Linked DNA regions of Homo sapiens: region 2 is linked to region 1. Evidence: read pairs that join two places in POLR2A ChIA-PET (ENCODE). Cell type or tissue: IMR-90. All regions are shown on one strand. Links, peaks and the distances in the headings refer to the core of each region. The heading gives the core; the rest is flanking DNA. Region 1 overlaps USP47 (ubiquitin specific peptidase 47). Region 2 overlaps DKK3 (dickkopf Wnt signaling pathway inhibitor 3).

What was found. ChIA-PET counts read pairs that join two places held together with the same protein. Peaks named below come from ENCODE experiments on the same cell type or tissue, not always from the same donor. Only the 100,000 strongest peaks of a DNase experiment are listed, where the experiment ranks them.
Region 2: POLR2A ChIA-PET joins it to region 1 with 5 read pairs; 2 of 35 experiments call an interaction of 5 or more read pairs at or near these places.

What each region holds. Positions count from the first base shown.
Region 1 is chr11:11,870,612-11,887,738 of GRCh38, forward strand. USP47 (ubiquitin specific peptidase 47) reads left to right here. Exons shown (of 28, transcript NM_001282659.2): 2 at 9,566-9,769; 3 at 13,856-13,969. Among named protein-coding and RNA genes, the nearest start is that of USP47, 37 kb to the left of the region's middle. RefSeq lists enhancers at 278-1,084, 1,085-1,889. In IMR-90, for the core only: no CTCF peak of the experiment used is centred there; no DNase peak of the experiment used is centred there.
Region 2 is chr11:11,970,409-11,986,482 of GRCh38, forward strand. The region is part of intron 3 of DKK3 (dickkopf Wnt signaling pathway inhibitor 3); the gene reads right to left. Among named protein-coding and RNA genes, the nearest start is that of DKK3, 30 kb to the right of the region's middle. RefSeq lists enhancers at 6,004-6,565, 6,566-7,127, 6,798-6,967. In IMR-90, for the core only: no CTCF peak of the experiment used is centred there; DNase peaks (open chromatin) are centred at 9,003 and 9,553; H3K27ac peaks cover 2,701 bases.

The DNA.
Region 1 (17,127 bases), core at 4,632-8,631:
GGGTCGTTCTTGAAGGGCATTTCTGCTGGTTATTGGATTCTGGTTTGACGGTTATTTTTTGTAAGCACCTGAAAAATACTGTGCCACTTCCTTCTGGCCTCCGTGGTTTCTGGTAAGAAAATTATCCCGCTTTTCTGTTCTTTCTCTTTTGATTCTTTTTCCTCTCTTTGTTTTAATTTTAATAGTTTCTTGTGCTGTGTCTTAAGCATTCATTCATTCATCTACATCAGTGCTTACATTTGTTAATCCCATCCATGTTATTTATTATCTTAGATACTTATTTTTTTTCTCTTCATATGGGTCATAGTTTCCTGCTTCTTTGCATGTTTGTTTATTTCCAGTGGGATGCCAAACATTGAGAATTTTACCTTGGTGGGTCCTGGATGTTTTTTATTCCTGTAGATATTCTTGAGTTTTGTTCTTAGATGCAGATGGTTTATTTGTAAACAGTTTGATCCTTTTGAGTTTTGCTTTTAAGCTTCCTAAGGTTGGACCAGAGTAGTCTTTAGATTAGGTCTAATTTGGTCCCAGTACTAAGACAGTACCCTTTTGAGTACCCTTATCTGATGCCCTGTGCATTATGAGATTTTAAAAATTCTGGTTGGTGGGCAGCTGGGTGCAGTGGCGCACGCATGTAATCTCAGCGCTTTGGGAGGCCGAGGCGGATAGGTCATGAGGTCAAGAGATGGAGACCATCCTGGCCAACATGGTGAAACCCCGTCTCTACTAAAAAATGCAAAAATTAGCTGGGCATGGTGGTGCATGCCTGTAGTCCCAGCTACTCGGGAGGCTGAGGCAGGAGAATTGCTTGAACCCAGGAGGCAGAGCTTGCAGTGAGCTGAGATCGTGCCACTGCACTCCAGCCTGGCAACAGAGCGAAACTCCCTCTCAAAAAAAAAAAAAAAAAAAAAAAAAAAAAAAAAAAAAGAATTCTGGTTGGTGGGAACCTAAGTGAGCTCCAGGGATTCTTTTCCTGTGGTTCTTTCCCTTGCCTCAGGCACTCTCTTTACACACATATGCTGATGAGAAATCAGCCAAACACTCTAGGGGGATGCACTGTAGGTCCCTTGGAGCTTGCTGTTTGCACAGAGTGTCCAGCTTTCTTCTGCCCTGTATCCTGCCCTGCGAGTTGTAGCTCTTTCCACCCCTTGAACTCCCAACTCCTTTAACTCAGGGAGATTGCTGGACTCCACCTGCACTCTCCCTCCCTGCACTGCAGCCTAGAAGGTGGCTTACCTTTTTTGTTTCTGCTTTCACAGGGATCATTACCTGTGTTGCCTCTTGTTCAGTGTTTGAAAATCATTGTTTCATACATTGGGAGATAAGGAGCACCAACAGGATTGGAATGTTAGATAAGATGAGAGAAGGACTTGATTGAGAAATGAACTATTCTGATTATCTTTTGCTATATAACAATCTGCCCCCAGATCTAGTGACTTTTCTCGTAGATGTGCAGTTTGGGTAAGGTTAGGCTGAAACAGCTTGTTTCTGCTCTGCTAGGCATCAGCTGGGGGCAGCAGAAAGGCTAGGGGCTGGAATCGTCTGAAAGCTTCCTCACTCAACATGTAGGTGGTTGATGCTGGTTGTCTGCTGAGATCTCATTTGGGATGTGGCTGGAACATCTACACATAGTTTTTCCAGTGGCTGCTTGGCTTCCTTCCTCACAGCATGGAGGCTGGGTTCTAACAGTAAGGAGCTGAGGGCCAGGAGGAAGTTATTACACCTTTTCTAACCCAGCCTTGAAAATCATGCTGTGTATTACAGGGAGTCACTAAGTCTGGTCTATATTAAAGGGGACTGGAATTAGCCTCCTACTTTTGCTGGAGGCAAGTTAGACTCCTACTTTACGTAGGGAAGCAAGTCAAAGAATTTGTGGATATGTTTTAAAGCCCCACAGCAGTGATACTTGAGCAAAGGAGGTGAGGACATCCAGGGAAAAATATTCCAGGTACATGGTACAGATACATAAAGACCCTGAAGGATGATGGATGCCTGATAGTTTAGATTTGCTTATAGATTAGTTACCACTGCACAGCATCACCTCCTTGAGAGCAGGGTGAACAGTGTTGGGAGAACAGTGTTGAAAGATAGTTGCAGTTCAACAATTTTTTTGTGAAAGGCACCATGTATTAAAAATTCTAAAAATGCGTACATATACTTTGATCTAGTAATTCTTTCTTTGAGAAATTATCTTAAGGAAAAATTATACAAACAAGCAATGCTGTAGTGAATGTTTGGAGGGGCTTAAATGCCCATTAATAGCAGATTAGTTAAATTATGGTTTGTCTATATAATGGAACACTGCAGTTTTTAAACTGAATGTTTTGGCATACAAAAACAATGAGTATTGAGGGACAAGAAGTAGATTTCAAATACTGGTATATGAAATTGTCCTATTTGGTTAAAAGTACTCTCTCTGTATAATAAATATTATATGTGCATAGACTGGAGAAGATGAGATGAGAGCAATGGTGGCTATTTTAGAGTTGCTTTTCAGAAAACTGTATGTTGCTATTATAACAGAAATATATTTCTATTGTAAAAGTAAAAGCGCCTTTCAAGAGAATATGTTGATTTCTTTTTATTAACTGAAGAAGGGAGAATAAGACAAAATATGTACAGAAAAAGTGTAGAGTGATGTAAAATCAAGATTTTTCAAGAGATTATCTCTTGATTATAGGTTACTTTTATTTCCTTTTATATGTTTTTGTATTAATTGTAATTTAATTGTTAAACTCATAAGAAGGAGATATATATTAAAATAGTTGTGAGGGATATTGTTAAGCAGCCTTGTTTTAAGAGTAGCTGTCGTGAAAAATTCAAATTTTTAGAGACTAGCAAAATCAAGAGATCTCTTGGTTTCCTTTAGTGCAGAGAACTGCAGAATTTCTTTACTGGACACAAAATATTATGTGACTTACAACATTTGATTTACACACAATTCTTAAGCTATCATTCTTTATTAAAATGGCTATTTCCATATTTATCTTATTCTTTATCACCTCTTTATCATAGATTTTTAGTAACTTTGCACATTCATGAATAAAATTCTAGATGATGTACTAATACTTTAATTAATACATATTTTATTGCAAAAATGTTTTTAGGTTAATTGTTCTCATTTCACTGTCTTTTCCCTTTATTTTATATAAATAATTTGTAATTCATTTTGTTCTTATATACCATAGGATGTGTTTTGGAGATGCAGACAAAATATCTTTGATGAAATGAAGAAGAAATTTTTACAGGTAGACTGCTGATGTAATTGCTTTAATGTGATAATCAGCAGAGCAAGTAACAGCATGTTAGTATTTTTATTTAATATCAAGGCATGTCTTAAGTTTTATGCTTGTTTGGCTATTTTATTTCTACCCAATTTTAATAATAAAAAAGTCACCTTAAATGAATTTGTATCTGATAGTACCTTGTTTTTAACTAGTGAATGAGGGAGAAAAAACTGATAGAAAAACTAAAGAACCCTTTGTTATGATGTTGGGTATGATAGTTGCCTATTTTTCCAGATATATTTATTTTCTGAAATATTAATAATTTAGGAAATTAAATCATTTAAAAATTTACAAAGTCAAAATCCAGAAATCCTATTACTATTGATTTCCTCAGAGCCTGTGTGCACTACAGACTTAAACTTCCATGTGATGTAGCATTCTGGTCTAACCTTTACTTAATACTTGATTTTCCTTCAGTCCCTTTGCTCTGTTTTTTCCCCAGAGTTGCTCCTTTAATCTCTCTTATCCTTCCCAAGTGTGGCAACAGACCACTTAGAAAAAGATCATGTAGATAACATCAGAGTTGGCTGCAGTTTTGAGGTGGGATGAAGGGAGTATCTTAAAAATAAAGTCTCTTTTTTTAATGTAAGTTAGGACCTTCATTAATAGCCTTAGAAATGTTACTTGTTAAAATAAAAATGAAGAGTCTAAATGAAGCTGATACTTTTTTTTTTTTTTGAGACGGAGTTTTGCTCTTATTGCCTAGGCTGGAGTGCAATGGTGTGACCTCGGCTGACTGCAACCTCTGCCTCCTGGGTTCAAGCAATTCTCCTGCCTCAGCCTCCGGAGTAGCTGGGATTACAGGCATGCACCACCATGCTGGCTAATTTTTTTATTTTTCGTAGAGACAAGGTTTTGCCATGTTGGCCAGGCTGATCTTGAACTCCTGACTTCAGGTGATCCACTCACCTTGGCCTCCCAAAGTGCTGGGTTTACAGGTGTGAGCCACCGTGCCTGGCAGCTGATACGTTTTATAAATTTCAACCAACAAAAATATTCATACTATCAATTCTGTTTTAAAATCTGTGGCAATACATTAATCTTGAACTGTGGATACCCAGATGGGAATGCTCTAAGGCCTAATTACTTAGCTTGTGGCAGCTCCTGTACCAAAAGGGAGAGAAAATTGACTTATTGTGTGTGTGTGTGTGTGTGTGTGTGTGTGTGTGTGTGTGTGTGTGTGTTTAAAAGCTTGTAACCATAATACTATTATTTGCAATAACATTGAAAGGAAGAATGTCTTAGAGAGCATGGGTTAAATTTAGAGGTAAAGCGGTACCTTCATAATTTTAAAATACTTTATCTTAATTTTTTCTCTTAGAAATATTTAAATCTTGATAATTTTGAATTTTGATATTAGCTTATATTCTGTATGCTGATGCCATTCTGAACATATACGATCAATTTTAAACCTCAGTGTGTATTCTTTAATAAGAAATACATAGGAGTATTTTTTTGAAACAAAAATTATGATGTTATCAGAGAACTCAGATTTGAGCTTAAAACTATTGGGAATGTCAAGAAAAGGAGACAAGATGACTTAAGAGGCAAGCATCCCTTCAGCGGGCTCTAAAATGTCTTAGAACTATGCCAACGACTTCTAGATGTTTCTAGCAGTTAAGTGTATCTTTGGAAGAAAACTGTTTTCAGTGCTTTTTATCCCAATATGTTTCACCTTTTATAAACAAGACTATGGTTTTATTCTTTCTACTTTTTTTTTTCTTTGAGACAGAGTCTTGCTGTCGCCCAGGCTGGAGTGCAGTGGCACGATCTCAGCTCACTGCAAACTCTACCTCCCAGGTTCAAGCGATTCTCCTGCTTCTGCCTTCCAAGTAGCTGAGGTTACGGGCGTGTGCCACCACACCCAGCAAATTTTGTATTATTTGTAGAGACAGGGTTTTGCCCTGTTGGCCAGGTTGGTCTGGAACTCCTCACCTGAAGTGATCCTCCCACCTCGGCCTGCCAAAGTGCAGTGATTACAGATGTGAGCCACCTCACCTGGCCATTTTTACTTTTTTAAAAAGGATTTTTTTTCTTCAAACTTTGCTAGGAAATCTAGCTTTGTTTCTGCAATGAATGTAGCCACAGAGCACTCTATTAGCTTATACAGTAAATATAACTGCTGTTGACTTTCCCCTTAGTCTCATAAGTGTAATATTGCTATGAGTTGCCTGTAAAATAAATAGTTTCAACTTTAGGATTTATACCTTTTTTTGTACTTGGCTAGATTTTCTTTGTAGAAAACTTTGTCCTCTTCAAATAGCGCATCTAAACTACATTAAATGTTTTTCTAAATGGAACATGCTGTAGGCTTTTCTAAAATTTTACACTTGTTTTCTCTTACCTCAGGTTCATCAGAGAACTCTTGACTAAAAATTTTTGCTCCCTTCCCTAAATCATGATGTATCCTCAGATGCCTTTTCTTAATGTTGGATGTAGTACTTAAATGAAAAGTAGTACCTTTCCCTCCCTACCAACAGCACCATCATCATACTTTCCCCACTTGAACTTGGATGTGCTCGAAGGTGTTTAGCTATATTTATTTTTTATCTATTACTATGTAACAGTGGACCCTAAAGTTTAGTGACTTAATAGGGCATTTAGTTTATTTGTTCAGATTTCTGTGGGATGGGATTGGGGCCAGGGCTCACCAGCTATTCAGTTCTGCTCCAGGTGGCATCATCTAGAATTACTTGGCTCCATTAAGTTGGTGGCAGTCATTGAATGGAACGTCCAAAAGGCTTTTCTCATACATCAGGCACCTCAGTGTCTCCACCAAGTGGCTGCTTCCTCTGAATGTGGATTTCTAGGGCTTCCTCACAGCATGCTGATTGATCCCAGGGTAACTGGATTTCTTACATGGTGGCTGGGTTATAAGAGGGAATGTTTCCAAGAAATACAAAAGCAGAAACTGCTGGTTTCTTAAGGCTCTGCCTTAAGTTACACACACAGCGTGACTTCTGTCACATTCTCTTGGTCTTAGATGGTCACGTCAGATTCATGAGAAAAGGAAAAAAAAAAGAATGGCAAAGAATTTTTTGCTATCTTTAATCCACCTCAAGACGTAATTGTTTTTACCTTTGGGCATAAGTAGGATCAGTTTTGGTTAGGGCTACAAAGAAATTAAGAAAGATAGCTGCCCTAATTTCCCATTTCCAGAAAAAACCTTTTTACATTTAAATGTTTTGGAAATGTTTCCTGCATGTTTAATTTATATTGTATAGGTTTTTTTCTCTTGAAAAGCTATTTAAGAAAAAAAAAAACTATTGCCATATCTTATTGGTGGTATCTTAAAATTGCAACAACAAAAAAATTGTTTTCTTCTCAGTTCCCAAACTGGAGAGGGGAAAGGAGGAGAGAAATTTTACTTTAGTGTGATTACTGTTAGCAATGGTGATTCTAAAATTCAGATGAAGTCCACATGTTATATTAAAGTATAGGTGAAATAAGAATGGGCCCAGAAAGTTGAGTGTAAAGTAGAATTTAGCAGTGGCTAGCTTAGAGCTTTAAAGAAGAGCAGAGCTTTTTATCTGTTTAAATCATCCACAACAGAATTCAAGAGTAAAATGTAATTTGCTGAGAAATTCTATGTATAAGGATTTTAAGGAAATAAAGTATATGAAGTTTTATGTAGGTGTTCATCACAGAATTATTTGTAAAAGTATAATAAAGTCTTGGAGACAATAAAATAGAATTTATTAAGTAAATTATTATTAATCCGTATACTAACAAATACTACTTAGCTGTTAAAATGATGAGTTAGGAAAAGCTTTACAGGGAAAGATTGCATGATATAAGAAAGATGTTAGAAAACAGCATGTGTATTCTAATCCAGTGTTTGTGATTATGTAGCATGCATGCATAGCCTTTCTCTCTCTCTCTCTCTCTCTTTCTCTCTCTCTCTCTCTGTGTGTGTGTGTGTGTGTGTGTGTGTGTGTGTGTGTGTGTGTGTGTGTGTGTGCGCGCGCGCAGATAAGATATTTGGAAGGATATATGCCAGCATGCTAATAGTTATCTGTGGGTTATAGAGTTACAGATTATTTCCATTTTTTCCTTTATACTCTTAGTATTTTTAAAAAAAGCAAAATTATTTATATGTACGGAAAAGAAGGGCTATTACTAAAAAGAATATAAGCCACACATGAGATTGAATTTTGTTTTTTTCTGTATAACATATTTAGTCTTTAGATAGGATTTCATTGAGGGATAATTTTCCCACATGGAAGGAGAGGCATCTGGGGTGCTTGGACCCTGCATTCACATATTTAGGGAAAGAACCAGGAACTGCTAATGTCTGACCATATGATGTTGCCACATCACCATTCTTATGTATGATTACTATTACAGCACTTTTGATTTCTAAATTCTTAGCGTTGTCTTCCTTTGACCATCAACTCCAGCTTATTTGAAGCTTTAAAATCTGGCTACTACAGTATTTTATACCAGGAACGCTGAATCATTCAGACTTGATCTATCCCTGAAGTATACTATTGAATCTATAAAAGTGTACGTTTTGTAGTTGAAATTTATTTTGAGTCATTTACTCTTTCATCATAAACCAGCATTTTTAAAAAGATCTATTTTATGTTTTTTAGTTTAGGGTTAAAATGTGTAAAATAATCTATTAAATGTGTTAATATAACATCTAAAATATATAGGTGAAGGTTTTTTTATCTTTTTTGAAATGTATGTTAATAATGTTCTTTTGTTTCTTTTATTTCACAGAAATGTATTTTCTTTTTATTTTTTAAGTAAGTTTTTAGTAATTAAATATTTGGATGTGTCTGAATTGTAGTGCTACCCAATTTATTTTAAATATTATACTTTTATAGCAACTTACTTTTGTTCTAAACTAATTGGAGTAACTTTAATTTAAATGATCTCTTGCAAACCCAAAATTGTGTGTCACAGAAACAAATGATAATTGTATTACTTCAACAAACAAAAAACTTTGTGGCTATCCCATCTTCAGTACTAGCCAATTATAATTATTCTTATTTAAAAATGGATAATATAGAAGCAACAAAAGGTTGAAGCTGATAGTGTTATAAAAACTAAGGAAGAAATAAATTTTTGTGTACACCACCAGTTTGTAGAGATCATATTTCTGAATAGCCCATTATGGAGATGGTGAGACATCTCTCAGTTTAATGCCACACCTGACTGTCAGGGAAAGCAAGAGATTTACATCATCAGATTTGTATATCAGAAATACTATTCGGGGTTGAAGGAATATAAGATTGGAAGAAGTTAAACTTCTTAGGAAGCTGTTCCATAATTTTGTTGTAGGATATTCTTATTGCTGCAGGCAAGAATAAAGTGAAGGAGGTAGTTCAAGAGATATTCAAAAGGTAGAATTGATAGGTTTTGGAGACTATGTGAGGTAAAGAGGGAAGGACAAGGAAGATGCTCATTTCAGCTGTTTGGTTTCAGCAGCCAGGCAGATGATGGTGCCATTCATTGAGATGGCCATTATAGAAGGAGGGAAAGGAATTTCTTCCAATAAAGTATCTTTGATGTAGTCTTTTACCCCTGTGGAAAGTGGAAAAGTGGTGTCCTTTAACAGCTTGAGGGAGGGCATAGCTTATTTGAGAAAGTTTAAGCAGGAAGGATAATTTGTGACCCTAATTCCTTTCTGTATTGGTAATTGAAACTGTTTCCTTGTTTTTCCTTCCCCCTCCTCCTGGCTCATCTGTTTGGATAAGCTTGTCAGCCCCTGACACGTTAATAAATGGAGCTTTTTGGACATCTGGACTTATGAGTACAGCAGCATAAAGATCAGGAGATGTGGTAGCCTGTATCCCTTAGTTATAGATTTTTTAATCTTTAGACAATCCTTACTGCATTTTTGCACAATTCCCATTTTTTTTTAGGAGACCCAGAAATATTTGATTTGACTGTGGCTAGCATGGTAATGACACATTTTTTAAGGATCAGATTTTATAATTTTTAACTTAAAATTGCTTAAATATTACTATCTTCATGGCTTATTGACCATGGATTTACAGTCTTAAAGGTGAAAGCAAATATCTCCAAAAATGATTGTTGATTCTGAAATGTGCCTTGATTCTTCCAAAACAAACATATACGGTGCTTATATGTTTGACATATCCATTAGAATGCGTTTCAGACTACGATAAAACAGAGAAAATAGCACAGAGAAAATACTTAGTATTTCCTGAGGTCTTTTACATTTAATCATAAAATTTTATAGCTAATTATACTTTTGTTTTGCTTTAAAGATAATATATAAAGTCATATTTTTCTTAAAATTTCAGATAGAAAATGCTGCTGAAGAACCTAGAGTCTTATGTATTATACAAGATACTACTAATTCAAAGACAGTGAATGAACGGATCACTTTAAATTTACCAGCATCTACTCCAGTCAGAAAGCTCTTTGAAGATGTGGCCAACAAAGTAGGCTACATAAATGGAACCTTTGACTTGGTGTGGGGAAATGGAATCAATACTGCTGATATGGTAAAATCCTAGACTTAAGCTTCTAAAAATGTTATTATAGCCATTGTTGTTGTTGTTACTGATGATAATGTTAAATCCTGGAACTCTTAAAATCATAAACAAAAGTATAACAACTACAGTAAGAGCCTATGTGCAGCTCAGTAATTGGATCCTTCTTCTTCCTTTGCCTCCATTCTGGATTTAACATTTGCTCGTCCTAAAGTTTACATAATGTCATTTCATCAGTTTTTTCATTCATGAAAGGTGACTCTCATAATATTGTCTCAACTAAAGAAAAATTTCTATATTTACTGAACAGAATGATGATCATCTTATATTATTCCGTGAAAAAAGATTGTAAAATCATATTTTATGATCTGATTTTTGGAAAAGAAGAAAAATATTCATAGTAAGAAAAATGGAAGCATATATGCCTCATACATTACAGTGTTAACCAAGATTATCTCTAGCTGACTATTTCTTTTTATTTGTGTGTCTATGTGCATTTCTGGGCAACTTTTTTGTATGTTTATTTTTCTTTGTATGAACATGTGTAGCTTTTGACTTTTAACTCTTAAGCTTAAAAACATTTTTAACGACTGCAGTCTTGTCAGATCTCTTTGAGGGTATACTTTCTAATTTTAGTCGTCTGTTAACTGTTTCCTTAATTATTTATCCCTTATCCATTATATTTAGTTTCTCTCTTTCATGGTGTAGCATTTCTTTAAATATTTAGTGATTTTTATTTTCTGCTCATCTTTATATTTGAGAATCTCTGTTCACTTCTCTGTGAATGCTGATTAAACTTACCATATTCAGTTCTTGCTTGTTGTGGAAAAAGGGTGAGACGTGCTGCTAGGTGTGATGTGTTTATACTTGTTCTGGGATTGGCTGGCTTCTGACTCTTTAGGGTTAGGAGCTGATCAGTACCTTGTTAGACAGCACTGTGCTACCTCTCCGGTCACAGTGCCCACTCTTTACCCTGACAGGAAATAAGCACTGCTGTCTGCTACGTAGTCCAAGGAGAAAAAGAGAGGAGATACCAAACTGATCAGAATGCCTTTTCCTACTTCCTCACTTTTAGCTGTTTCCTGGCCTCTATGTCTTGACCTTAGTCTGAAGTTCCTTACTACCTTTATCTCCACAGTAGTCTTCTCTTATAGGATCTTTGGGCTGTGGTTCCCCTTAGTTTTATTTTTCCATAGATCTGATCCTGTCTGTTTTCTATTTTTTAATTTCTCAAAATTTTTGGTTTGCTAAGCATGCTCTTTTTTGACATTTTATGGACTTTAGGGGAGGATTATTGGTAGACATCTTCTTAGGTCATCATTTGACCTAATCTTGTATTAATGTTTACTACCAAAATAAACAATTGCAATTATTAAAAAAATTTCTAGGAATCCTTGATAGACATCTGTCCTTGGACCATTTTTATAAGGACACTGATTCCATTCATGAGGGCTCCATCCTTGAGACCTAATCAGCTCCTAAGGCCCCAACGCTTAATATCATTGCATTGGGGATTAGGTTTCAGCATGTGAATTTTGGGGAGACATAAACACTCAGAACATAGCAGAGGTACTGATCACTTTTGCATGGGAGTGTGGTTAAGGAAGAAGACCATTGAGTTGGATCTCATCTGCGTTATTAGAACAGTATTCTAGATAGCCTTTTTTGTTTCCTTTCTCTCTGTCCAAATTCACCCTACATAATAGTTAGAATTATTTTCAGTCATCTAAAGTTGTAGCACTTATGTCACCTTCTAGTTCAGTAACCATCAATCACTGCTCATTGCCCACTGATTAAAAATCTAAGACAAGCTATTATTGGTTCTTTAAGGCTTTATACTCTTAAATCCCAGATACTGGATTGGTTTATTTTCTTAACATAGATTTCCATATTTTTCTGTCTTAAGTTTTCCAGAAAAATACCTCTAACAGTCAGTGAAGTTGAATGTGTATCCCTATGGTATTTGGAGTACATATTTTAAGTTGGTCCCACAGGAGAATCAAAGATGTTTGATGTTGCCTGATTTGCCCTTAAAATCATATTATGCTTTTTATTCCATAATATATTTGTTTTTTTAAAAATATAGAACTAATGTTTTAAACTGAAATTAACCAGTAAAATTGGTAGTCGGACAAGACATAGAAAGATAAACAATATTTAATCTGAGACTTTGAACACTTTCTGGTACATCACCACATAATTTCCAGTGTTGTCCTTTTTCAGTTTAAAGGATAGTTGTGTACTGTCCTAGATGATATATAATATCATCTTTTACCCTTAAAAAGCCTTACTCAGTGTTTCCTCATGCCGCTTTAAAAGTAATTTTTTTCTCTTTGACCTCCTATGCCCTTTGGCTGCACCACTTATAGTTCCTTTTTGTTATAGGTGTTACTCATCTGTGTCTTTCCATTTCCAATGTCAGCATTTTCATTACAGGAACCTCGTATAAATTTCATATCCTCCATAAACATTCCTTCTAGGCATTCAAAAAGCATTTGTTAAATTATCTTCCACAATAGCTTTAAATAGCTGTATGTCAGGATTACCTGTTTCTTTCTTTTTAGCTATTACTGTACTCGAGCTCTATTTCTGTATTTTTATTTGCCTCCTGTACATTTCTACAAATATGACTACTTTCTCCTGCTTACTGCGTAGTGCTGAATGGATACTCCTCAGAAAACTAAGCCCATTTAGCTACCCACCACCTTGTATACAGACACTTACTGAGGTAAAACCCCTGTGTATTTCAGCTGTGTGATCTGATCATGTCCCACCAGTGACTTTAAGGAACCCAGCAATCCCTTTCTTCCCTCCATGTGGCTGCTTTTAGCTTCAGGTTTTCTATGTCCTGTTTTTCTTGTGGATTGATAGATGTGAGCCAAAGTTAAGAGGTAGATAATATATTCGCTGTTTTATTTACTTAACACGTCTTTTGCACTTACTGTGTTTATAGTATTCTAAGCTCTGTACAAATGTAATCTTTTTTAATCCTTATATTAATAACTACTCTATGAGGTAGATGCTACTACACCCTCATAGGTGAAGAAACTGAGTCATGGGGAAGTGAAATAACTTTCCAAAGTCACACAGATAGTAAGTAGCAGAATCTCTTACAGTTAATTTTTTTTGTCCTCAGTACCTGCACTTTTATACAACGTTAATCAGTGTTAATTTCCTAAGAAATAAAGGCATTTTCATAAAATGAGTATAAGGAGACTCTGCCCATGTCTTTGAAACATTAAAAACATTTCTTAATGTAACAAAACAGTTTTAAAGATGTTTATCTCTACTCCCTCATTTTTCTCAACAGCAGTCTGGAGTGAGTGAGTAGGGCTTGGGGCATACAGAGTTTCCTCTCTCATCCACCAGCTAGAGTATATTAGAATGACAGCTAGAGTTGAAATTGCCCTACCATATAAGTTAGGTGAAGACTTGACTCTTAGATGTTTAATTTTCAAAGGTCTGATCACAGTCACTTCCATACCCCCTGGGTCCTCTGAATCCTAGTGGTACATTTGAAATAGGTATCATTTACTGGGACAGGCTTTTCCTTAAGGAGTCTTTCTAAAGGCTATATTATATACTACATTAGTTTTATTTTTGTTACATTACATAATTATGTTACATAATTATTTTGGTTGGGTTGCTTAGTATGTTGCTTATCTGGTATTTTTCATCATATTTATATATCAAAACATTTTGGTTTTTAGTTATGTAAAATTATCTTTGGTCAATTTTCTTGAAACCCCATTAAATATCATATTGCATATATTGTATAGAACATGGAAAGAGAAATGTTTATAGATTCTTTTTATGTGTATGTAGTGCTTAACATTACCTCTTAACTTTCGCCTTTTCTCTTTTTAGTTTGTTAGATGTTGGGGAATGTGAGTCTCTGGGATACCTATCAGTGTATGCACTGTTACTGGGCTTAGCTATTCCAGTTAATGAATAAATGAGTTAATTCCAAGCCTAGATGAAGAGAATTTTACCAGATCATTACTAAAAAAATACTATTTAAATGTAGATATGTATCTATTTACAGATTACTTATTTTATGTTTCTCATAATCTGAAACATTATGTTTTATGTCCATAGGCACCACTGGATCATACCAGTGACAAGTCACTTCTCGACGCTAATTTTGAGCCAGGAAAGAAGAACTTTCTGCATTTGACAGATAAAGATGGTGAACAACCTCAAATACTGCTGGTAAGCTACTTAGAAAGCCCCATATTTATAATTTTTGTGCACTGTCACCTACTACTTGAGGATGCAGTTTCCCAAAGGAAATAAGATGTGTTTTGTAATTTGTGTAATAAATTAATATTTTTTCATTTTATGTTGGTTTGTTATAAGTGTGTAGAATAACATAGTTACACTGGACATCCACAGCAACATTATTTGTGTATACAGTCTGTTGCCGCCTTGGATTTAACATATACTGCTGTCTTCAAGACCACTGCCACACCAGGGATGGGGGTGGGTCTAGGATAAGTCAAAGTGCCACAAAGATCTCCTGTGTTTCAGTAGTGACCCTTCCTTTGTTTAAGCATTTGCTTGGTTGCTGTAAATCTTTGGTGGTTTTCATGAGGTTTTTCAGTATCTGCAAGAAGGTCATTTCCGTTCTCACTTCCTCCCCTAACCTGCCACCTTTTTTGGAATGACTGGTGTATACATTAAATGTTTCACTTCTATTCTTTTAATGTTTATCCCAATTCACATTTCAGTGGACTTTCCTGTTCAGCCCAGTTGCCTTAGAGATATCTAATGCAGTATCTCCCAATTTGAGGGCTATTCCACCAGAGATTTTTTTTTTTCTCTCAGTGCGTTGTAGAGGACATGAGTTAAAAAAGAGTAAGAGGGAGGGGCCAAGATGGCCGATTAGAAATAGCTGCGGTCCACAGTGCTCATGGAGAGGAGTGAAAGGGGAGAGTGAATACAGCACATTCAACTGAAATATCCAAGTTCTCGCACTGAGACTGATTAGGCAAACAACTCAACTCAAAAAGAATGAAGAAAAGCAGGGTGGGGCGATGGCCCACCCAGGAGAGACACAAAGCCAAAGGAATCCCCACCCCCAGCCAAGGGAAGCTGTGAATGATTGTATGACTCTGCCCAGGAAACCACGCTACTTTCATGGATCTTTGCAACCCTAAGATCAAGAGATCCCCTCAGGAGCCCACGCCACCAGGGTCTTGGGTCCAATACACAGAGCTATGTGGAATCTTGGTAGAGCAGCCACTCGGACACACATATAGACCCCAGGAGTTTTACATACTCTGACCCCAGGATCCCCAACAAGGTGGGAAGTCCATACATAAATACCCCTAGGAAGGGGGCTGAATCCAGGGATCCAAGCAGCATTGTTCTGCAGGCCCCACTTCCACAGCACCTCACAAGCTAAGACCCACTGGCTTGGAATTGGCTCCCAACGGGTTTTCAGCAACTTCCTGCAGGTGCATTCAGGCCAGCAACAGTTCAGGACCCCCTGGGACAGAGTTTCCAGAGGAAGGAGCAGGCTGCCATCTTTGCTGTTTCACAGCCTTCACTGGTGATACCTCCAGGTATGGGAAAAACTGAGGCAACTAGGGTCTGGAGTGGACCCCCAGCAAACTGCAGCAGCCCTATGGAAGAGTGGCCTGACTGTTAAAAGTAAAACAAATAAGCAGAAAATAATAACAATAATATCAACAGAAAAGACCCCACACAATCCCTATTCAAAGGTCAGCAACCTCTAAGATCAAAGGTAGATAAGCCCACAGAGATGAGAAAGAATCAACACAAAAATGTCAAAAACTCAAAAAGCCAGAATGCCTCTTCTCCAGATGACCGCAGTGCCTCTCCAGCAAGGGCACAGAACTGGGCTGAGGCTGAGATGGCTGAATTGACAGAAGGAGGTTTTAGAAGGTGGGTAATAACAAACTTTGCTGAGCTAAAGGAGCATGTTGTAACCTAATGTAAAGAAGCTAAGAATCGTGATAATACAGGAGCTGACAGCCAGAATAGCCAGTTCAGAAAGGAACATTACTGACCTGATAGAGCTGAAAAATACACTACAAGAACTTTACAGTGCAATGACAAGTATCAATAGCAGAATAGACCAAGTAGAGAAAAGAATCTTAGAGCTTGAAGACTGTCTTTCTGAAATAAGACAGGCAGACAAGAATAGAGAAAAAAGAATGAAAAGGAATGAACAAAACCTCCAAGAAATATGGGATTATGTAAAGAGACCAAACGTACAACTGATTGGGATACCTGAAGGAGACAGGAAGAATGGAACCAAGTTGGAAAATATACTTAAGGATGTCATCCAGGAGAACTTTCCTAATCTAGCAAGACAGGCCAACATTCAAATTCAGGAAATGCAGAGAACCCCAGTAAGATACACCATGAGAAGATTAACCCCAAGACAATAATCGTCAGACTCTCCAAGGTCAAAATGAAATAAAAAATGTTAAGGGTAACCAGAGAGAAAGGCCAGGTCACCTACAAACAGACAAACAGTAGACCTCTCAGTGGAAACCCTACAAGCCAGAAGAGATTAGGGACCAATATTCAACATTCTTAAAGAAAGGAATTTCCAACCCAAAATTTCATATCTGGCCAAACTAAGTTTCATGAGCAAAGGAAAAATATGATCCTTTTCAGACGAGCAAATGCTGAGAGAATTCATCACCATTAGGCCTGCCTTGCAAGAGCTCCTGAAGAAAGCACTAAATATGGGAAGGAAAAACTGTTACCAGCCAGTACAAAAATACACTGAAGTACACAGACCAGTGACACTATCAAGCAACCACATAAGCCAGGAAAATAGCCAGCTAGCATCATGATGACAGTATCAAATTTGCACATAATATTACTAACCTTAAATGTAAATGGGCTAAGTGCCTTAATTAAAAGGCACAGAATGGCAAGCTGAATAAAGAGTCAAGACTCATCAGTATGCTGTCTTCAAGAGACCCATCTCATGTGCAAAGACACACATAGGCTCAAAATAAAGGGATGGAGGAAAATTTACCAAGTGAATGGAAAACAGAAAAAAGCAGGAGTCGCAATCCTAGTTTCTGACAAAACAGAGTTTACACCAACAAAGATAAAAAAAGACAAGGGCATTACATAATAGTAAAGGGTTCAATCCAACAAGAAGAGCTAACTATCCTAAATATATATGCACTCAATACAGGAACACCCAGATTCATAAAGCAAGTTCTTAGAGACCAACAAAAGAGACTTACACTCCCACACAATAACAATGGGAGACTTTAACACCCCACTGACAGTATTAGACAGATCATCGAAACAGAAAATTAACAAAGATATTCAGTACCTAAACTCAGCTCTGGATCAAGTGGACCTGATAGATATCT
Region 2 (16,074 bases), core at 7,680-11,679, 100 kb after region 1:
AACTTAAAAGAGCATAACACCATTTTTTTCACTTAGAATGGAAGAAATTAGAAAGGTTGAATGTCTCCATGGTGGGTGGAATAACAGCACCCCCAAAGATGTTCACATCCTATTCCCCGGAACCTGTGGGTATGTTATATTACATAGGAAGGGGAAATTAGAGGCAGAGGGAATGCAGGTTGCTAATCAGCTGACCTGAAGGTAGGGAGCGCACTCTGGATTATCCAGGAGCACCTACCTGACGGAATCACAAGGGACTTTAAAAATGGAAAAGGGAATAGAGGAAGAGACAGTGTCAGAGTGATATCATGCCAGGTGTCACAGACACTCCATTGGCCATCCCTGGCTTTGTAGATGGAAGGGGGGCCAGGGGCCAAGGAGCAGAATCTCTCTTAGAGCCTCCAGAGAGGAATGCAGCCCTGCCCACTCTTTGCTTTTAGCCCAGTGGGACTTGTGTTGGACTTCTGACCTCCAGAACTGGAAAACAGTAAATTTGTGTTGTTTTAATCCAGTAAATGTGTGGTAATTTGTTACAGCATCAATAGGAAACTAATAAAATATTCAATGTTAGTTTCAGGAAATAGGCATTGCCAAATGCTTTGGGGTAATTAAAATTGAAGATTTTTTTTTTTTTTTTTTGCAGGCAATCCATCAGCATCTATCAAATAGTTAAATGTATATGTCCTTTGACCCAATCATTTCCCTTCCTGGTGACTACCCTCAGAAACACTTGTCCATATATGTAAATATCTGAGAACAAGTGTGTTTAAGGCTATATCGTTATATTATTTATAATCCAGAAATAACAAAAATGTCCAACCAGAGGGAACTGATTATTGTACAGTCATTTCACAGAAAAATCCCTCCATGCAGACATTAAAAAGAATGCAGTTGTTCTTTGCATAATGATTTCTAAAACAAGCAAGGGTTAGAACCATAAACAAAAGCAGGGAAATTTTGAAACCATAAGCTTTTGTAAAGCCCTTCTGTAAAGCAGAATAATACCACACTCATGCCTGTGCCCAGTACTGTGGCTGGAACATCATGGGCGCACAATAAATATGTGTTGAGTGGGTGAAAGCACTTGCATCTTACTGTGGCAAACAGGCCAACAAAATGCAGATCATTAGCAATGGTTTGAGAACTAGAGCAAAAAACATACATTCCATTAATTTGGCTTCTCATTCCCCCGAAAGGCCTTCGTAGACTTGCGATTTTCACTATACATTTCCTCTCCCAGATCTTTAATTAAAAATATGAGCTAAGATTCTTCTAGCATCAATTCCTATAAGACCCTGCTGTTTACAATTATCCATCAAGACGGGTGCATTTTCATCCTTAGGAATATCTTCCTTTCCCTAAACAGGCTCCTATGCATGACAAAGCATATTCCCTTCAAACTTAATTGTTTTTCTAGGTACGGAAAAAAAATTTTGGCATGGAACTTTGCCAAAAACCTTTGAAAAACCTAAATATACCAAAGCTACTGGTTTCCTTTGGGGTATCAGCAAGGAGTGCTGGTAGGTTAGTTCCACATGACTCCCCTCAAGAAAGCTTGAGGCTTTTGTTATAATCGAGCCCACCAGCTTGTCTAGTTGGATGTGCAACTGCCATTCCCAGCAGGAACACACTCTTTAAGAATTGTGGTCATACTAGAGACTTCCGGACTCCAAGGTGCACAAACTGAATCCTAGTTTTGCCACTTAACAGCTGTGAAACCTTGGGCTGCTGACTCTACCTCTATTAAAAACAAAGATGAAGGCAGGAGCTGTTTTGCAGGGCTGTTGTACAGAGTTCATGCTTGGTGAACGGTGGCCATAGCAACAGATAGCTATGCATCTGCTCCTCCACACATCCAATGCCTGATCCCGCTATGGTGCACCCCTGCCAGGGGGCCAGTCTGTGAGCAGAAAGGAAGGTCTAAATCAACAGGGCCTTAAGGCATCCACCAAAGCTTGACATCTCTGTCCTGGTCAGCACTCGGGGATCAAACATCTAGTCCTGACTTATCTACATCCTGAGGGTGTCAAACAGGTGGGAAGTGGCCTGTATGTCCACCCCAGGCAAGTCCTGGGGCAGAGTGACCTTTTGTTGTACAAAGGCCAGGCTCTCCATCCAGTAAAGCTGTTTGTATTGAGTCTCTCCTGAAGACCGCTAGCAGTAGGGGCTGGCCTCACCTTTCCCAGTGTTTGTTAGACCTGAGGAAGAGGTCAGGCCCTCTACCCTTAGTAGAACTGAGTGGGTGGGTGGAGAGGACATGTGTCAGTGCCCTCCAAGCACAGACAGGCCCTGAGCTGAGAAATCCAGGTTTTTTTCTTTTCCATAATTCTAATTGCTCTTAGCTGTGCTCAAGGGTTCTGTCCACATTTGAGCCAAGGTGTTAAAGGGGCCTCAGCACCCAACTGGGCTCTGGATGGCTGAGAAGCTGAAATCAGAAATAAGAGGCCTGGGAGGGAAGGCGGGGGCTCTGGGCTTTTTAAAGGGGCCTCAGCACCCAACTGGGCTCTGGATGGCTGAGAAGCTGAGATCAGAAATAAGAGGCCTGGGAGGGAAGGCAGGGGCTCTGGGCTTGGGGTCTTGTTTTAGTAAGGAATGAGTACCTTGCAGGGCCTCTATCTACCTCTTAGCCCTGGGACCAGAAGAGGGACTCCATCCTGAAGTGAAAGGCACATCAAAAAGCACTTCAAAGGCTATGCCTGCAATCCATCACATGCAGGCACAGAGCCCTGGCCAGATAGGACCACTAGTGCCCGCCACCTGGCACAATTTCTCTCTAGTCTCCTTGACATAGTCCTTATCCCTACTTCACAGATGTGGAAACTGAGACTTAAGGATAGAATCTGCCCAGAGGTCACCCAGCTTGACTGGACTGGAGCCGACAGACACTTTTCATTTCCTGCTGGGGAGATCACCATTTCTCTCTCCTCTTCTTCAGTCACAACTTAGTAGCACCTGCCCGGGACAGGGCTCTGGGCCCCATGCATCCCCAGAGACAGAAGGCAGGAACTCACGGTCAAGGCCATAGCCACTGAGCGTCTGGGCCCAAATGTCATATGGCTGGAAGACAGCACCCTGCTGCATGGACTTCAGCAGCTCCTCTCCAGTCCTGGCCACTCCTGTTTGCCCCCACTCCTCCCTCCCATCCTGCTGGGGGAATCTGACAAACAGCCCAGAAGCTGGCCATGGGGAATGCAGTCATTCAGAGGATGGCTTCTTTGTTGTCCCGAGGAGGGAACTATATTTAGAAAGCTCAGAAGCTGGCGGGAGCGAGGGCTGACCGGGAACACAGCATAGATTTGGCAGGAATGTCAGGCTGGAAGCAGCCCCGGTGCTTTGACACTATCATGAAATAGTGGAAAATGGCAAAGGAGCCATTCAGAGTCTTTGATTTTCCAGTTTAGAGTTGATCAGAGGAGAGAGGCTCTGAGTGAGCAGAAGTCAAAACTTGGAGGAGGGAGAGGACAACAATGAGTCCCTGGAGGCTTTCCCAGAGTCTGTGTGGGGCCCGCAGAGGCACCGCTTCTTTGGGACCCTTCTGATGCTGCATCTCATTCCTCATACTGGCTGGGCACTTGGATTTCCCACACTTCTCAGGAATCCCAGACATTCTTGTTCACCGGAGGCCCAAAGGAAGAGGCTGCTGGGGATGGATGCCTCCAGGGCCAGGGCCTTCCCCAAGCTCCTCTCAAGCCCATGGCTCTGGAGAGAACATCTTCAGGGCAAGAAGTGAGGGTCAACTGCATGCAGAATGGAGGCCCAGGACCTCCACCAATAGGATGCACTTGTCCTCAGAGCTCTGCACACTGTGCAGGAGGAGAGGACAAGAGTGAAGTTTAGAAAGCGCCAACCAGTTGCCTGCACATCCTTCAGGCTTTAAGTATAGTATGCCTCTCGGATCCTCACAGCCACCCTTTGAGGTCAGTCACCATCTTAGTCCATTTTTGCTGCTATAGCAGAATACCTGAGACTGGGTAATTTATAATGAACAGAAATTTATTGGCTCATGGTTCTGCAGGCTGGCAAGTCCAAGATTGAGGAGCCAGCATCTGGTGAGGGCCTTCTTGCTACATCATCCCCTGGCAGAAAGTGAAAGGGCCACAAGAAAGGGCAAGAGAAAAGGGGACCAAACTTGCCCTTTTATAAGAAACCAACTCCCACAATAATGGCATTAATCCATTTATGACTGTGGAGCCCTCAGGATCTAAATACCCCTTAAAGGTCTCACCTCTTAATACTGTTAAAATGGAAATTGAATTTCAACATGAGTTCTGGAGCAGTCTCTGACTCTAATTCCCCCAGCACGTGCTTGACTCGCAGCTGCCATTCACTAAAAGAATAACAGAAAGTTAGCTGGGCATGGTGACATGCACCTGTGATTCCAGCCACTTGGGAGGCTGAGGTGGGAGGATCGCTTGAGCCTGGGAGGCAGAGGTTGCAGTGAGCCAAGATCGCACCACTGCACTCCAACCTGAGTCAGACAGTGGACCCCATCTTGAAAAAAAAAAGAATAACAGAAAGAACGAACTGACCAGTAGATGAACCACTGGTCATAGAGCCTTAGAGCCTAATGGTGTTGATGGAAGAAAAGCTCAGATTTACACACACATTCATAAGAGCACACATCCTTCCCTCACAGCTCTCAGAAGGAAACAATCCTGTTGACATCTTGATTTCAGACTTCCAGCCTCCAGAACCGTGACAGAATAGATTCCTGTTAAGTCGTCCTGTTTGGGGTACTTTGTGATGGCAGCCCTAGCAAACTAATACATGCACCTTCCCCCGATACAAGCCAGCAGCCCCAGTCTCCTCTGTTTCGGATCTTCCACGCACAGTCAGCTCTGTTCCTAAGCCTTCAGCATCTTATTGCTAGAAGGTGACAGAGGGGTGGTCAGTGGGGAGGTGCTGGTACATTCCAAAGGATGTGGAGCCACAGGGACCAGAACAGCGTCTCTTGGCTGAGCCAGGCTCTGGCACTCCAGCCCCGTACACATTCTAGTCACTGAAGGTTTGGGTGGGGCATGTTATCTGTGGATTACCATTTCCTGGCACCCTGGGGGTGGTGTGGTCATGCCAGGCCCTGAGTGCTCCCAGGATGAACAGATGGTATAATTTGTGAGATAAACAAATAATCCTCTCCTGGATGTGGGGCTGTTCCCAGAACCCACGGGTGGGGAGGCAGCTTGGCCCAGGCACCCTCCTGAGCAGAGGTGGTCCTCTGGTAAAGAGTCAGCAGTGTGGGTGAAGTGGCCAAGGTCCTGGTTCACCCAGGGCTAGGGGTATCCTGGGATGCAGGACTTGCAGTGCCAACACTGGGAGAGTCCAGGCACAGTTCCCCATTCCCCACTGGGCCCCCACACTCCCCTCTACAGGCTCTGTCGCTGCACTTGCCATAATGCTGGGTCACAAGTCAAGACCATATGGCACAAGTGCATCTGGGGCCATGTAGGGCTGAGACAGGCTTTTGCGCCCACACCTCGGTTCTAATACACGTTCACTTACAAGCTAGGTGATCTTGGCCTAATTACTGAGTCTCTCTGGGTCTTATCTGTAAAGTGGGGAACCTCATGAAGTTACTGGACAGATTAAAGGAGATAACAGATGCAACAGTGCTTAGTGGCCTCCACCCACTCTACCCCTAGCGTGGATCTCTATTTGCAGTGCTTAACTCACGGCAGGAGCTCAAAGGATGGCCTCTCCTGAGCTTAAGTGTGGGCCAATGGGTCTTGTTTGTTAATGAATACATTTCTACTGAAAAGGCCCAGAACATCAGGCTTGAGCCAGTGCCCTTCCCATTACCAACAGCACAACTTCCTGCTTCATCCTAGAGCCCTCTGCTCTGGAGGGGAAGACAAGAAGAAGGAGGACAGTTGCAATGGAACCAAGAGAGGGCCCAGGATGGGCCAACTACCAACAAGGACAAGGAGGCTGCACGGAACAAGAAAAAACAGACACAATTCGATCACCCCTGGGGGCTAGACCCCTGAGCATCCATCACCTCAGCTCGTCCTCACACTATCCTGTCTTCCACAGTAAGCAAGAGAAGCCCCATTTGACAGATGAGGAAACTGAGACAGTACAATGAAGTCACTTGCCAAAATCAGAAGTGGCAGAGCTACACTCAAGCCAAGTTCTGCTCAACTGCAACCCAGTGCTCTGTGGAGCTCTCTCTGGGAGTGGTTGGGCTGGGTCGGGGCCCCAGCCAGGGGGCAGGAGGTGGCAGTGTGAGGCAGGAGGGAACTCTGGAACTCTCAGGGAGGTGGAGCACTGCCAGCTGTGCCTGCTGCAGGAGGGCAGGGTCCACAAGGCTGGCCCTGGCACAAGGTGACTGGAGGATTAGCAACAGTGCCCTGAGGAAGAGCAGCAGGAAGCTTCCCTTTTATCCTACAGGATTCCCAAGTCAGGTTTTCCCCATTCCTGAGAGTCCTTTTTTGACCTTAAAACCAGGCCAGTCGCAGGAGCCTGTAAGATGCACATTTGTCTGGAACGCAGCAGGGCGCCTCCAGTCTTTCCTGGATGCTACACTGGAAACTCTCAGCCAGCTCAGGGGGTGGGGGCCCCAAACCTCACTGAGGGGCTCTAGCCTGACCCGCTGCAGAGACTGCCCTGTGGAAAAACCCAGGCAGGAGCCAGGAGCCCATCAGTGCCAGCTATTATTATTCTAAAGTGCCAATGTCTGCAAAGGCCTGGCTCGCCTGGGGCTGCTCCCACCAATTTTCTTCCCCCAAGTCACACTGCCCAGGAAAGAGGAAAATGCACCCCCGAGCAGAGCTTGGCACCCCAGGGTATGGAGAACACTGCTCCTAACCCTTTAGTGCCTGTCATGCCTTCCTTAATCAGGAAAGAGTCCTGGAGTTCTCTCTCTCCTCCTATCCTCCCTCTTCTCCTTCCAATATATACAGACAGCTCCCACCTCCAGAGCTCCTCTGGGAGCCTTCTCTCTTTGTCGGTCCCTGGAAAAGCTTGTTCCTTCCTCCAGGAATCTTGTCCTGCTGCCAGGCCACCGAGAGCCAGCCCTCCACACACAGAGCCTCCCAACATTCTTTCAGCCTGAGTGGCATTTCCTCTGGAGAAGTTAGACGCATATTTAACTCCAAAGGAAGCAGCTTGTCTCTACTCATCCAAGTGCCTGTCATCCCACCTGGGTTGGCAGCCGTTGGGAGAGCCCTCTCTACCCACTCCCCCCAACACTTCTCCGGGGACTTAGGGTCTCCACAGCCCCGACCACCTATCCAAAGGCACGCTGTGTGGGTGGAGCCACTGAGCCTGGCCGGGGTCTATTCCCCAGACACACCGAGTCCACAGTTAGCACTCCATATGCAGAAGATCAGGAGGCTGATGGGCATTTCAGGCCCAAATGCACTGACAAGTCCAGCAGCACTTCCAGGTCTCCCAGACCCGCTGCCTCCTCCATGGCTCCTTATTCCACTTGCATGGGACCTCTTTGTTTAGGGGCCTCAAAGTGGGGAACCTCATGAGGTTATTGGACAGATTAAAGGAGATTTAGCCAAATTTAGCAAATAATTTAGCTGAATTTTATTTGTCAGATTTAGCAAATAAAATTATAGGATGCCCAGCCATAGTTGAATCTCAGATAAACAATGAATAATATTTTCATACAGTATGCCTCAATTATTACATGGGACACACTCATACCAAAAATTATTTTAGATTCTATAGGGTGTCTTGTATTTTATGTGCCAATCCGATCAATGTGAAGATTCAACAGGTGCATTTCTTGGAAGAGAGAAAGTGGGGTTGGCCTTGAGCAGGAGAAGGTTGAGAAGGAAGGGCTGGTGGCCACAGAAAGAGAGGTGGCCTCAAAGACATCCATGAAGATAAGCCAACAAGGACATCAGGGTGCCTGCTCCTGACCCCACTCCAGGGAGGAGGCTGGGAAGCACTGCCCTTCCTCCCCGTACCCACTCACGACCCCAGATTCTGGCCTGTGCTTCAGGGGCTTTGTGAGCATGTGCAGCTTTTCTTCTTCTTCTTCCTCTTCCTCTTCTTCTTCCTCTTCCTCTTCTTCTTCCTCTTCCTCTTCTTCTTCCTCTCCTTCCTCCACTTCTTCTTTTTCTTCCTCTTCTTCTTCTTCTTTCTTCTTTCTTCTTTTTTTTATCGTTTTGTTTGGTTTTGTTTTTAACTTTTTTTTGTAGAGATGGGGTCTCTCTATATGTTGCCCAAGCTGGCCTTGAATTCCTGGCTTCAAGTGATCCTCCCACCTTGGCCTCCCAAAGTGATGGGATTATAGGTGTGAGCAACCATGCTCAGGTGCAGCTTCTGTACTTGGAGAAAAGCCTCTGGATTGTGTATGATAACAGGGGTTGTCATGAAACAATCATAGCCATAATGGCCGATATTTATATTGCTTCCTAGATATTATTCCCAGAGCTGTCCTGCATCCTAAGCATTAACTCACATGATCTCCAAAACACTCCACTGAGAGAGGGCTGTTACTATTCCTTTCTATTTTACAGATGAGGAAATGGAGGCACAGAAAGGCTGAGTAACTTGCCAAAGTCACACAGCTAGTGAGTGCTGGAGCTGGGATGTGAAGCAGCAGCTGGCTCTCCTGCTAGGTCAGGCAGCAGATGGGGTCCGGGATCCAAAAAGATGGCCAGGCTGAGTATCCCACGGTAACAAGAGCAGCTACAGAGGTGGGGAACAGGTTCACCGACGCAAGGAAAGGCATGAATCACAACAGCGAGAACCTCAGACTCTCCCCAGCCTGACTTTTCCCATCCATTCAGGGGCCTTGGCCTTTGTTTCCCAACCCGCAGGGAGCTCCAACTGTCCTACCCTTGTGTCAGGAAATGGAGGCTGGGTGGGGAAGCCTTGGCAGGAGCAGCCCCCTGACAGCTGCTGCTGTATCTGCTCAGGGCCCACAGGCCTTTCAGCTGCTCCAAACTCCAGGCTGCAAACCCCGCGGGACCTACAGCGTCTGGATGCAGAGCAGGAGAGCCAGCCCAGGTCAGTGTGAAGTCCCCCATGTGACTCCGGGAGAAATGCTTCCGGTCACAGGCGGGTAGCCAAGTTCTCACCAGGTTCTCAGGAACTGAATCCGGATGTGGATCCCAGGAGATGAGTGCCAGAGAGAAAGGAAGCTGGCTTCACTCCTAACTCTACCCTCCTGAGAAGTCTCTATTCCTGCCCAGCTCCTGCTAAGGCCAGGAAGTTGGTGAGGAGGGACTCTGGTGGTTTGGGGCTCACTGTCCTGGGGTTTCCTCACAGGCAGAGAAGGGCCTTTGCTACCCTCACAGATGCTCCCACCAAGTCATACCTCATCCTATGCACAATGTGGCAGCAAGGAGGCCAGCGTCCAGCCACCAGCCTGCCTCCCTCTCCACCAGACTCCTTTCTGCAGCTCCAGTTATCTGCCTAAAACACAAACTTGATTATGCACGTCCCTGATCATAATTGTTCAGAAAGCTGCTCCAGCCGAGGGGCCCTGGAGAAGGCTGAGGGTTGCACAAATTCAGTCAACACATAATCGGAGGAGACAGCCTGCCTTCCAGGCCCTGGGAACAGTCAGCCCGCATCTGTGATTCTGACATCATAAAAGAATGTGACAAGGAGAGAGGGAGTGAACAAAAGGTGTGTCCCAGTGACCCGGGGAGAGGGAGGCCTGGAGCTCTGTGGCAGCTCTCTGCTCTGACTACACCAGGCACCCGGGAACCCATGACTTCCCTTCAACAATCTCAAGCTCCCTCGGCTCTAATTCTCACTCACCCAGCAACCTACAGAAAACCAAACTTGCCCCCCAGGACCCTGACACCACATAGGGAGCATCCCGGATGGGGGTCCCCACATGGAAAGAGATGTTCCTCAACCCTGCAAATTAATAGCCTGTGCTTTTGGTTTACACATTAGTGAGGTCAGAATTTAGTTAGCAAGATTGCTGAGCAGGTCCGGTCTCTGAATCTGCAGGGCTTACGGGTTCTGGACTCTCACAGACTGACCAAGGTCATGAGTTCCTGTAAGACTGTCACCCTGAGCACATTCTACCTCACAACTGACTGTCTCCACCTACTCCAGCAACCATGACCTGGAGTCCAAACTGCATGGTATACAGAGCTCTTATTGGTCAGCTCCCAACCTGTTTTCCAGCCTGATTTTTCTGACCTCCCTAGGACCCAGATTTTTGGCCCATGCTTTTAGAATGCCCTTACCTCCCTTATCTGTCAATCAATCTTTAGGGAGCAGCACAGATGTCTCCTCCTCAAGGAAGCCTTCCCAGACTCTCCCACTGGGCAACTAGCGCCTCTCTCCTGGGTGCTCCCCAGTCCTGAGTACCCACCCCAGTTGGGTACTCAGGGCTGGAGTGATGAAGAGAGGAATAGTTCAGGGTTCAAGGACCAACAGGTGGTTATAAGACATGCCAAGACTCATACTGGGAAAGGCAAGATTCAGATGGGAGGGCTGTAAGTGCCCACAGTTGGCTTTTCTCTCTGAGGGGTGGTCCTGTCCAGGCGACCCATGGCTGGTTGGTCACTGGTGTTTCCAGGCAACCCAAGGAGGGAAATGCCTCAGTCCCTAAAGCCCCCAAGACCTGCACTGAAATCACTGGCCTCTTCTCCACCCAGAGCACTCACAGCTTCTTCGACCAAGGGACTGCTTCCAGAAACAGAAAATAGCAGGGGGCTGGAAGGCAGCATGCCCAGCCCTCAATCATACCGTCCTCATCCTAGCAGAGCACTTGGCTCTAATGACTCACTTCTAATGAACTAACTGTGGAGGAAGTAATGCTGCATAACTTCACAGCTGGGTTCTAAGAGGCAACATAGCTTCCATTTGGCTCTTTCCCTTGTCAGGTGCCTGCCCTTTGAACCAAGCCACCATATTGTGAGGAAGTCCAGGCTACATGGGGAGGCCAACAGCACTGCCTAGGGTTCCAGGCAACAGCCAGGAGCTTGGGTGAAAAGAGCCTCTAGATGGCTCCAGCGCTGGTCATTGAGTACCCTGGCTTCAAGTCAGAGGTCTCAGGCATTACGGAGCAGAGACAAACCATCCCCATGGTACCTGTCCAAGTTCCTAACCCACAGAATCCAGGAACATAATAAACGGTTGTTTTATACTGCTAAGTTTGGGTAACAGATGCCCAGAACACGGTGCATCCAAACTCACCCTCTGCCTTGCCAGCCTTCCTGCTGGGCACTTTGAAGGTGATGATCTCAGAGCTTGGCAGGTATCACCAATGCTTACGGGGCTGGGGGTGGGGCTGCTCCCCTGCAGCAAGGCTAACCAGAAGCATAATCATGGTGGGGTTTGTGCCCTCAGCAATCACACACAGCCGTCTAGAGAAAAAAGGCCTGTCTCATATCCCTCTGCCTTAGCCTTCTCTCTATGCCTCCACTTTATAGCCCCATGACTGATGTCAGCAACTTTTCCATCTCTACTTTGACCCTGCCTGGCCTTGGCTAGGACCCCTGGGCCTTCTTGGTTGCTCTCCAGGCCAAACAGGTTTATATTATCATCCATGGCTAGGCAGCTCCCCCACCCCCAGCAGAGTTAGCATTCCTATGAACCTGAGGACTTTTCATAAGATATCTGTCCTTGTGGATGTCCTGGTCTCTGGATCAGCTGCTGCAGGTGCTCCCCATGGTCCTGGTTGGTCTCTGAGGAAAGCACCACCCCCATTCCCAGCATTGCCCCCGGTGATGCTGGAAGTCCATGGTGAGGGCCTCTTTTAAAAAATAAGCGTTCTGGGCAATGAACAGCAGACATCTGGAGCTGCCTCTGGGGAGTGCTGTGGGCGCTCCAGGGTAGTCGGAGTCACGGGGGCTCCCTAATCACCATGTGTCAGGGGCGTGGGGACAGTCCTCCTGAAAGAAACACTGGAGGAGAGAGGTCTGGGGAATCATAACAAGCCCTCCTAGGGGAGATGACAGGCCCTGCTGGGTAAAGGGTCTGGGTGACACGTCAGGTCTCCTAGGAGTTGGCAAGTTGGCAGAAACATGTCCCACCAGCTTCCCCGTGGCGCTGTCTGAAGGGTGGTACCTGCTCTACCCCAGCCTCTCCAGACACTCAGCTACCTCCACAAATCTCCATCATCTTTTCCTCCTTTTCTGGCTTCAGGGTGCAAATAGCACTCTGGCTCATGCTTCATCCATATCCTGCATCTCCTAGTCTCCAGTCTCAGCCACTTTTTGGGACACACCAGAATTGGCGGACCTCTCAGAGCTGACATCTGCCCCAGGCTAATAGTGTTCAGCCGTGGAGGGTAGCAGCGCCCGGCCGTGGCCACAGAGTTCTGGGCCTTCCCGCTTCCATGGGCCAGGGAGAGCACAGCCAGTCCTCGGGCCACAAGTGAGGACGATGTCCCGCCACAACCATGGTGAGCAGGGTCCATACAGGGCCTCCTGGGGTGGCCAGAGCTTGTATCTCTTCCCTCAGAAAACTCCTCTGGAGGCCCTAATGAAATCCCCTTTCTCTCAAACACGGCAATTAATGGGATTAAGTTTAGAGTGAATCTCATGATTTACCTGCACCCAGATAAGCCTAGGACTGTTCACGGGATTGGTTGTGCTATTCCTTCATTCATGCAAGGGAAGGAATGATGCAGGGGATGAGGGCTAGGAATTGGGCAGGATTCAGGGACAGGGTGGAAGCGCATGCTTCTGTTTTTCAGTAATTACAAAAAGCCAAGCAGGCTCTGATAGTGTCCTCACTGCCCAGCCTCATTTTGATCACATTCAGGACACTACCCCGTCCTTGGGGATGGATAGAGTTTCTCCAGATTGACTCAATTGGTTTCTTGTTTGCCCTTTTTAGATGAGTCAGTGAGCTGACTTGGCCTAGCTCAGTCTCTTAAATTTGGTTTTCCTTTGCCTTGGGAAGAAAGTAATAAATGTGCCAAGTCCCTCCACACTCTCAGCACTTGGAGATAGCACCTATGCAAGAGCTGGTTCCTCAGGAGACAGTGCTTCTGAGACACAGTCCCTAGGCACATGGACTTGAGAGAACTGGGAGGTGACAAAAACTGCATCATATTTTGTATTTTCTCTGTCCATCCCAAAGGCTTAGGGCTGGAGCCTTCGGTGGGGCAGGTGAAATCTCTCAAGAAGAACAAGGTTCCAGGGGCTGTGACCTGTAATCCCTCCTGACATATCACAAGTCTCCACTGGATGTCATGTCTGCATCCTCCAGCTATGCCATGGGTAAGACAGGCTGCAGAGGGAGAAGGGAGTCAGAGGATGCTTCACGCAGCAGTTCAGGCTGCCAAGCTGCAGCCACAGGACAGAGGCCTTCTCCACCGAAGATCAGCCTTGGCTGCAGTTGTGGGCAGCAGGAGTCAGTGCAGGCCCCTATCTGGGCTACGCTGCTGTCAAATGGTCCATCTGGGAGATGCCCCAGGATGAGCTGGGCACTCCTACATCTGAGACAGAGCCCAGGCCCAGCATTTTCCAGACCAACCCCCGACCCAATGCCTATACAACAATGCTGGTAATCAGAATCTTCTCAACCTTCAGTTTCTTCAAAATGGCTCTTCATAGTCTTTAGGATTCAAACCACCTGAATGGGGAAGCTGGCATGATTCGAGGAACCTCAAGGTTAAGTCTTATCTACAATGGTGGGGATGTCACTCCAATGAAGGCAACAGACAGATCCTTCTACAGCCTCCCTGCTGCCCACTAGGCCATGTCTGTCTCTGTGACGAGGAGTGACTAGGAGGTCCCAGTGTGGACACTGGCCTTTTTAAAATAAGGGGTCTTAACTTTTTTTGTACTAGGGACCCCTTTAACACCTAGATGAAGCCTGTTCTCCTGTTCTCAGTATAACAGAGTTAGATGAATAAAGGTAAACATACAGGATTACAAAGAAAAATGGTTGTGTTGAAGTCGAGTTATCAAAATATTTTGAGAGACAGTATTTTATGGGCTTCTTATGAACACACTGGATAGCAAGACCTATCGGCAACTCTGACAACTCTCTTCATCTCTAAGTGCTGAGCATAAATGCTATTTTAAGATATGTATAACAACAGTAAGAGAAAATAAAAATATTTGTGATTGCTATTGGTACGAAGTACTGCAAATATTGTGGTTTGTTGTCCACATTTCAGATTAAAGGAAGTGCTCAATTTAATTTAAAAGTAAGTGAAAATAAAAACGCATTACTTTTCCCATGAGTTGTATCCAGATTAAGAAAATAATTCTGCTGTATGCCCAAGCTGAACAACCACTGCTTCAGTGTCCCTAATCCATTGCCCTCTTTATAAATTCAATTCAAAGAATTTGCTCAATTTCCTTTAAAAAAAAAAAAAAAAAGAAAAAGTGAAGAAAATCTAAAGCAGAACAAAACAGAAACCAGTTTGTTTTCCCCTGGGCAGAAAAAAAGTCACTTCCCCAGCCCCCTGGCAGGGCTGCTGGGTGGGGGACGGCGCCTGGGATTCCCTGCTGAGCCTCTAAGGAGCGTCCAATCTCCTGCCTTCCAGTCTCTTCCCTGCCCTGAGGAATTATTCTTTCTTTTGCCCCCAACACTACCCACAAAGTTCTTCCACAGTGAGGACGGAAAGGGGTCTCCCAGAATTTTTTAACTTTTCAAGTTGAATCGTTTATGCTAATGAGCCTGGGAAAAACTTTAATGTTTCAGTGGTGGAAAAACATATGCTTTGACCTCATTTTGCTCACAAGAGGCCACGTCAAATTTTGCTTCACTTTTGTGGGATGGCAAGAAACGTGGAACTCCAGCTCCAAGGAGGAGGCCATGTGCAGATGGTCTAGGGAAGGTGGTCTGGGCACACCCAAGTTTCCTGCCCCAGAAACCCTGGAGCCGCCCATCCTCATAATGGTCTTGGTGCTTCCGGCTGGGGCTAGGAGATTCCTTTGTGCTCCAGCACCAAGGAGCCCGGCCACACCACCAGGGTTGCCCCGGCTCTCCAAGCCAAGACTCAGACAAAAGGCTCTAAAATGACCCGCTCCCCCGACAGTGAGCTCCCCAAGCTCTCTTCCTCAGTTCTTGCTGGGCAAGCCTGGGTAAGTCATTTAACTTCATTGGGTTGCAGTTTCCTCATCTGTAAAATGGGCATGATAAAACCTAACCAGTTATGTTGTCAGAAAGATTAAGGGTGATAAGTATGACCACATTTCATGGCATGTACCAGACATTCCATTACTATTAGTGACCTTCCCACCATCTGATCATTTTGCAAGGCAGTGTTCAGTGCACTAGAAGGAGTCTAGGCTTTGGAGTAAGACAGACTTATTTGGAAATAATTGTAAATCCCAACTCTGCCACTGACTAGCTGGGTGACCTTGGCAAGTCACTCTGAGCTTTTCACTCCTTATCTTTAACTCAGGGCTAGTACACTGTGTTGTAGGTGGGTTTGGTAAGAGTGAAGGAAAGTAGCTCATATGAAATGGTCACACAGCATCTGTGTATGTGCTTAATGAATATTTGTTCTCTTTCCTTCCTCTCACCTTCCAAATCCCAGCAAAACCATGGGGATGCGGGGAGAGGAGAGCAGCTCTGCACAAGGCAAGCACTGAGTATGACTTCTGGCCTTTGATTTGAACTTTCTGCTACAGGATGTATGTTCTTTCTGGGGAAGGAGGTCCCCATAGATTTAATCAAAAAGGGAGGACCCTGGAAACAATGGAAAAAGCAAAGGCTACTAGGAATCTCCTGCTCGTGGGGCTGAGCCTAAGTTCTGCTTGCCAGGCATGAGAAGGATGGAATCTGCTGGCCTCTGCCCACCCCAGCCACCCGGGTACCCCTGGCCTGGAGGGCAGGCCCCTCCGCCATCTTCAAGCCAGGGTGTTTTTCTATCCTAGCCACTACTCTTTTGTTCCTGCCTCCTTTCTGGGAGGCCCTGAATTATGAGACTATGGAAAATTCAGGCTGTTTTCCCTGTGGCTGTATTTTCCACATCGCATCACTGAAATGTGTCAATGGCCAACCTCTTCAGACACGGGAGCATGCCACCCACTTAAAATGCCCCTCTACTGGTTTAGAATGTTCCTTTTCAGCAGCAGCAAGTCTGACACCCCATCAGTGGTGAGAACAAAAGAAAGTAGGTGTGAGATTCCACAGTTTCCTAACCATCTTCCACTGATATCTTCTCCCCTGAGCCCAAGG